Linked DNA regions of Homo sapiens: region 2 is linked to region 1. A link is a contact called in ENCODE Hi-C or POLR2A ChIA-PET data. All regions are on one chromosome and are shown on one strand. Each heading gives the region's core, a stretch centred on a gene start or an enhancer-like site at or near the end of the contact. The rest is flanking DNA. Distances are from core to core; before and after follow the strand shown. Region 1 holds the start of SNHG32 (small nucleolar RNA host gene 32). Region 2 has its middle 20 kb from the start of HLA-DOB.

Region 1 (3,890 bases), core at 273-2,772:
GCAAAAGCCCGCTTCTGTAAAAAAACTAAAAATTAGCCAGGCGTGGTGGTAGCACGTGCCTGCAGTCCCAGGAAGCTGAGGTGGAAAGACCACTTGAGCCCTGACGGTGGATGTTGCAGGGAGATCCTGGCATTGCGCCCTGTCTCAAAAACAAAATAGCAAAAACAAACAAATGGAAGTCACCACCTGTGGTACATGGATTATAGCTCAAAAAAGAAAAAGTGGCCGGGCACAGCGGCTCACGAGGTCAGGAGATGGAGACCATCCTGGCCAACATGGTGAAACCCCTTCTACTAAAAACAGAAAAATTAGCCGAGTGTGGTGGCGCGGGCCTGTAGTCCCAGCTAATCGGCAGGCTGAGGCAGGACAATCGATTGAACCCGGGAGGCAGAGGTTGCAGGGAGATCGTACCATTGCCAGCCCGGGCAACAAGATCAAGACTCCATCTCAAAAAAAAAAAAAAAAAAAGGAAAAAATTGGCTAAGGTGGGAGAATCGGTTAAACCCGGGAGTTGAAGGCCGCACTGAATTGTGTTCTTGCCACTGCATTCCAGCCAGGGTGACAGGGAGGCTGTCTTAAAAAAAAAAAAAAAAAAAGGCCGGGCGCGGTGGCTCACGCCTGTAATCCCAGCACTTTGGGAGGCCGAGAGGGGCGGATCACGAGGTCAGCAGATCGAGACCATCCTGGCTAACACAGTGAAACCCCTTATCTATTAAAAAATACAAAAAATTAGCCAGGCTTGGTGGCATGCGCCTGTAATCCCAGCTAATCGGGAGGCTGAGGCAGGAGAATCGCTTGATCCCAGAAGGCGCAGGTTGCAGTGAGATCGTGCCACCGCACTTCAGCCTGGGTGACAAGGCGAGACTGTCTCAAAAAAAAAAAAAAAAAAAAGGGCAGGGAGGCGCATAATGCCCATGAACGAAAGCTTGCTTGGGAACAAAGCTTTCCGAAGAGGCATTCAAAAGGCTCTCGCACCTAATACTCACCTTTACTCAAGGATAACACGGCGATGAACGTCTTACAACTCCTAACGGGGAAATGAAACAGAACAAAAGATTAGGAATCTTGGCCATGAACTCGTTGAGCCTGAGAAATGCTGGACCGAGGGGGCGGTCAGAGCGCTGCGGTGATGGCATCAGCGACACACTCAAGAGTTACCTGGGGTCATCATCACTCCCTTCCTATCCCCGGGCGACCGCCACCCCCATTTTGCAATCACTCGCCCAACCCCACTCACAGTTGTTTTGAGTCAGCAGGGGCTGTGGGGCCGCTAGCCGAGTTCCCCCTGCCACGAGCTAGGTCAGTTCCAAGCAAAGACACCAGAAACTCCAGTGTGCAACGGTAGTTCACCCAACTGCACTGGGGACCGCCCTCTCCTACCCCAGCCAGGCCGCGACGTGGCCGCCCGCCGGCTGCTGCGCAAAGGCAGCGCAAGCCGTTGGGATCCCCTGCTCCCCCTCACTCAACAGTCGGGCCATTACAACTCTCATACTGCCAACCCACGAGCCCACTTCGCAAAAAGAACTAAAATGGCGAGGCCGGGGCCATTTATGGCGGCGCCGGGTTGGGGGCCTGACGGGTATAGTTGTTTTCTTATCTGCCTGGCTAGACGCGCGGCATTTTCCCCATTGTTTGTCCACACAGAAATAAAACAAAGTGAAAGAAAGACCAGGAAAGTATGTTTCACACTCCTCTGGGCAAATATTCGGAGATGCTTTCTGAATTTTGAAAAACAAAAAACAGGGATCTGTCTGGCCAGGCGGAAGAAAGTCCCCGGCGCCGGCCGGCCAGCGCCAGCCGGGTGCTGCTCCTAAGCCGTTTCCCAGCAGCCCATGGTCCGTTAATGACCCTGGGACTCTTCCCGCGCGCGCGCGGGCGCGCGCAGCTGCGCCAGTTTAGCGTCCAGCTACCCTGACACTTCGCACTCCGTTCCCCCAGCGAAATCTGAATTTGCCTCCCAGTTCGATCCCGCAGACTGTCAGGCACCCTAACCTTCAATTAAACAAAACAAAACAAAAACCAAAAACCCAAAAGGCAGGTCGGACGTAATAGGTCACGCCTGTAATCTCAACACTTTGGACAGGCCCAGGCAGAGGATCATTTGAGGCCCGGAGTTCGGGACCAGCCTGGGCAAATAGTGACACCCAACCCCCGTCTCTATTTATTTAAAAATTAGGCCGGGCGCGGTGGCTCACGCCTGTAATCCCAGCACTTTGAGAGGCCGAGGCAGGTGGATCACGAGGTCAGGAGATCGAGACCATCCTGGCTAACACGGTGAAACCCCGTCTCTACTAAAAAAAAATTAGCAGAGTGTGGTGGCGGCGCCTGTAGTCCCAGCTACTCGGGAGGCTGAGGCAGGAAAATGGCGTGAACCCAGGACGCCGAGCTTGCAGTGAGCCGAGATTGCGCCACTGCACTCCAGCCTGGGCGACAGGGCGAGACTCTGTCTCAAAAAAAAAAAAATTATTGAAACTCATAAGTCATTTCAAATCCTTTCTGGACCCTTTCCTATCGCCCCCATTTATAAACGCGTATGATGTTTGGTGATGTGTGTTGTGTGTGTTGGTATCTTTTTCTTTTTTGAGACGGAGTCTGACTCTGTTGCCCAGGCTGGAGAGCAGTGGCGGGATCTCGGCTCACTGCAACCTCCGCTTCCTCGGTTCAAGCGATTTTCCTGCCTCAGCCTCCGAAGTAGCAAGGATTACAGGTGCACACAACCATGCCTGGCTAATTTTTATATTTTTAGTAGAGTCAGGGTTTCACCATGTAAGCCAGGCTGGTCTCGAACTCCTGACTTCAGGTGATTTGCCTGCCTAGGCCTCCACAAAGTGCCAGGATTATAGGTGTGAGCCACCGAGCCTGGCCTCTTCCTTTTTTTTTTTTTCTTTTTCTTTTTTTTTTTTTTTGAGATAGGGTCTTGCTCTGTTACCCAGATTGGAGTGCAGTGGCATGATCTCGGCTTACTACAACCTCTGCCTCCCGGGTTCAAGTGATTCTCTTGCCTCAGCCTCCTGAGTAGCTGAGATTACAGGCATCTGCCACCACACCCAGTTAATTTTATATATTTTTAGTAGAGACAGGGGTTTTCACCATGTTGGCCCAGGCTGGTTTTGAACTGGTGAACCTCAGTGATCCTCCCACCTCGGCCTCCCAAAGTGCTGGGATTACAGGCGTGAGCCACCGTGGCCAGCCCAGTTCAGTGGTTTTCTCCACATTGGCTGCAAATTACAAACACCTGGGCAGCTTTAAATGTCTACACTGCCCTCTTTGAGATTCTGAATTGGCCTGAGAGAGGCCTGGCATCTGTATTTTTTTAGCATCCCTTAATCGTTTTATTGTTCCATTACGGTGGAGAGCCATGGCTCAAAGCTAAAGTATTTGTTCCCTCTACTGCCTGGCAAGTATATAAAAAAAAGATTAGCTATGGGTGGTGGCATACACGTGTAGTCCCAGCTAATCAGGAGGCTAAGGATCAATTGAGCCCAGGAGGTCGAGGCTGCCATGAACCGTGATCATACCACTGCACTCTAGCCTGGGCAACAGAGTGAGACCCTGCCTTAAAAAAAATATATATATATACAGAAAGCCCTAATTCCTGCTGTTTTGGCAGTTAAGCTGCCTTTACTAAGTGCTATGGTCAGAGGCTTTAGTTCCTCTTTTTTTTTTTTTTTTTTTTTTTGAGACAGAGTTTCGCTCTTGTTGCCCAGGCTGGAGTGCAATGGCGCGATCTCGGCTCACAGCAACCTCCGCCTCCCAGGTTCAAGCCATTCTCCTGCCTCAGCCTCCAGGGTAGCTGGGATTACAGGCATGCGCCACCACACCCGGCTAATTTTGTATTTTTAGTAGAGATGGGGTTTCTCCATGTTGGTCAGGCTGGTCTCGAACTCCAG
Region 2 (3,619 bases), core at 397-2,896, 960 kb before region 1:
GGACCCATGTAATTATATCAGGACCACTTGGCTAATCCAGAATAATCTCCCCATCTCAAGATCCTTAATCTAATCACTAATGCAAAGTCCCTTTTGCCATGTAAGGTAACAGATTCACAGGTTTCATAGATTCAGATCTTTCAGGGGTGGCAGTTGGGGGCATTATTCCATCTACCACACAGAGTAAAGTTTCATCTGGATGACCCACAGGCCCTACAAATACAAAATGTCTAATATGGAATGTTCTCTTAAACTGTCCTTTCTTGATGACTGGAATTACTAACCACTTGGTCTCCCAAGCATCTTCTGCTCTCGCCTTCTCCTCTCTCCCATATACAATGGATGACGACACATCATGTTGCATCTGCTCCCTCACATGTCTCTGACCCTCTCTCTAGATCCCTGATCCTACTTTAATTCGAGCCCCATCATGTCTGGTCTGTGTTACTCTAACAGTTACCCACGCTGCTTTCTCTGCTTTCAATTTTATGCTCCTCTAACCCACTCTTCCCATCAGAGTAGTCTTTCTAAAACGTGAAGCTGCCCATGACCCTTCCCTTACTATCAGTCTGCATACTGGTCCTACTGACTGCAGATCAAAGACCCAAGTCCTTAGCCTGGTGTGTGAGGCATCCATCCCTAGCCCTCTGCTTCATCTGTCACCCACCCATTTTACCAATTCCGAAAGACTTTCACTTCCCTCGAAGCCTGTCCAAGTGTCCAAGCCGCTCATGCTTTGTTAGACTTGGAAGCCATTCTCCATATACCCTCGATCAGCTTGAATGTCATTTCCACTAGAAAATTTTCCTAATTGTTTGTGACTTCAATGTCCTAATTTTACACACATTTCTGCTGTGCCCCTTTGTTTGCTAATATGTCTCCTGGGTGGTAAGCAGGACTCCGTGTCTTATTAATATTTTCCGTCTCCAGAATTCAGCCACTGTCTGCCACACAAGTGCATAATGAGTTACTATACTAATATTATGCAGCCATGTCCCCTGTACAGCAGTTCCCTGGATCTCATGGCTTCTTTTTTGATTTGCCTTGTTTGTTACCAACTTCCATCAGTAAGACAATCTATCCAATCCTTGTCCCCTTTGCCACATCACATCCTCAGGGCAATAACAAAGTTGTTAAGTTTATGCACCTTCTCCACTTGGAGCAAGGCCTCACCATGTCAGGCCTCCGCCTGATTCTCCTCCCTGCCTGGGATGGCAGATTTTGCTCTAGTGGGTCTCCAGGCCGTGAGGTCTCCTGTCTTTTATGTTCTGATCCGGGTGGTGAGCTGCAGCTCACTACAAGTCCTTACTTGTCTCTGCTGGCCTTTAGAGACTTTGTACTCAATTTGGAGGAACTACTCTTGATGGATTGTAAGTGAGAGGATTTCCTGGTCTCCCTCTGGAGTCCGCCAGAAAACCACATTCTCTGCTTTTCAGCGTTGACTGCTCATGCTTACGTAATTTCTAAGAGTAAGAGCCTATGGACTGTCCTGGCAGCAAAGAATTCGCTCAGGATTTTGCCTGAAGCTGCACTTCCGGGGTCTCGCTTCATCAGAAGACTTCTTCATTTTCATCATCGGCCCAGCGATGCATGGGTACCTCTTAGGGTTTAGCCCCAGAATGTACTGGGGGAGGGGAGGGTAAAGTAGGTGGGGAAGGAGTCAGAGTCGTAGGTCACCTGTGGCTGGAGTTTTGCATCCCTAATAAACGGGAAATGAACTGAAGGAAGACTGGGTTTTCACGTCAACACGAAGGACACCATTACGATGCTAGACTAATCATCAAATAAAATTCCAGATGGAAAAAATTCAGAAACTTAATTTGGAATTTGAGCCCCGCTCTATTATGCAACGTTCCCAGCCATTGCTCCGCGGATGTAATGTGGACTTCCACCGCCAGATGGCGATCGAGACCGTAATTTAAGTTGGTTTTCTCAACTTCCTCTGGACTGAGTCCCCGTGAAAATCCCAAGTTTAACGAGGGGCTTTCCTCGCGTAACCTTCGCTTCTGCTTCCTCTCTCACATCACCTCAACCTGCGAGACTCTGAAAGGGATAATGAGGGTTGGGGGGAATATGGAAATTCAGGGAAGGGAGAGGGGGGTGGTGTGAAGCTTTCCAGACCAGCCACACAGAAATAGCGTACCAATAGTGGTTTAGAGCACAGACCCCCAGCCAGAATGAGTAATTTAAACAGCCCTACGATGTAATCGTTGTGTGCATATGCATCTCTATGCCTCTCTCTCTCTCTGTCTTTCTTTCATCTGAGACAGGGTCTCACTCCCTCTGTCCCACAGGCTGGAGTGCAGTGGTGCAATAATGGCTCGCTGCAGTCTTGACCTCCTGGGCTCCAGTGGTCTTCCCACCTCAGCCTCTGAAACCACAGGGTCTTGAACTTCTGGGCTCAAGTGATCTTCCTGCCTCGGCCTCCTAAAGTGCTGGGGTTACAGGTGTCGGCCACCATGCCTGTCTGCTATTTAAGTGCATAGAAGAATGCCTGGCACTCAGTTAGTGTTAAATATTTATAAAATAAATTAAAATTTTATAACACTACACACATGTTGTTGAGTATGTCATAAATAGAGACATATTTAATGAGATGTCAACATATATCACGTTAATGAATTAAGTAAGTTTGAGAATATTAGAGAAGAATGATAATAGATTAACGGAGGAGGCTGGGCGCAGTGGCCCACACGTGTATTCCAGCACTTTGGGAAGCCGAGGCAGGCAGATCACATGAGGTCAGGAGTTCGAGACCAGCCTGGCCAACATGGTGAAACTCCTTCTCTACTAAAAATACAAAAAAAAAATTAGCCGGGTGTGGTGGTGTGCGACTGTAATCCCTGCTAATGGGGAGGCGGAGGTTGCAGTGAGAGGAGATCGCACCACTGCACTGCAGCCTGGGCGACAAAGCAAGACTCCATCTCAAAACAAACAAACAAACAAACAAACAAACAAAAAACAGACGAAATAGGGTTTGAGTATGTAGTCTGCTCTCAACATGAGATAGTAAAGTCTTTGCTTCCCTTATATTCTGTTAATTAACTCATTTGATGCACATCGATGTATAAAGCCTTTAACTTCTATTTATTCTTTTCCTTGAAAAGCATGCGGAATGCCTTCTCAGGACTCTCCCATTTTTTATTTGTGAACACCCACTGGCATTCCCGGATACGAAGCTTGCAAGAAGGTGTGAACCGCCCTATACTCGTGAGCCCCTGGGGCTCTGTACTCTTTCCAGCCCACATTTGACCTCAGTCAATTTTTAAATGATTCCAGCTAAATTCTTCTTACCAGTGCCCAGCTGTACCTGCCTTAGGTAAGCAAGCACTCAGGCAACAACTTTCCTAGATTTCAAGCTAGTTGGAAGCTCAATCCCAGCTCTGTGATGGGTTGAAAAAAATTGCGACCTTGCAATTTGTGTGATTTCTTTCATGTTGCAAGGAAGCATCATTGTTTCCAGTTCTCTGCATCCCCAAGCAGAAACCAGAACTCTATATAAACGTTTTTAAATGGAGACATTGAGAAAAAGTACCCGAGAAACCAATGAGATACAGGAAGAATGCTTCCAGCACTAACATGAATGGGGCTTGGCCATACAGATAGAAGGGTTGGAAAC

The links. A loop is a pair of places that touch in the nucleus more often than their neighbours do. ChIA-PET counts read pairs that join two places held with the same protein, here RNA polymerase II (POLR2A). Pooled maps may share reads with other maps.
Region 2: a pooled map shows a loop between it and region 1 (5-fold over the local background). The contact joins the enhancer-like site here to the promoter of SNHG32 in region 1. A Hi-C loop is called at or near these places in 3 of 50 pooled maps. POLR2A ChIA-PET finds 5 or more read pairs at or near these places in 2 of 52 experiments (OCI-LY7 and T-cell).

Annotation. Positions count from the first base shown.
Region 1 is chr6:31,832,548-31,836,437 of GRCh38, reverse strand. It overlaps SNHG32 (small nucleolar RNA host gene 32), which reads right to left and starts at 1,522. Exons shown (of 4, transcript NR_160953.1): 1 at 1,238-1,522; 2 at 987-1,027. SNORD48 (small nucleolar RNA, C/D box 48) reads right to left here and starts at 1,175; the gene lies at 1,112-1,175. RefSeq lists an enhancer at 1,687-2,385.
Region 2 is chr6:32,795,463-32,799,081 of GRCh38, reverse strand. No RefSeq gene overlaps it. Among named protein-coding and RNA genes, the nearest start is that of HLA-DOB, 20 kb to the left of the region's middle. Within about 2 kb of position 1,646, at least 5 of the 41 ENCODE cell types and tissues checked have a DNase peak (open chromatin) inside an H3K27ac peak, as active enhancers do; they include OCI-LY7, where a contact is called at or near this core.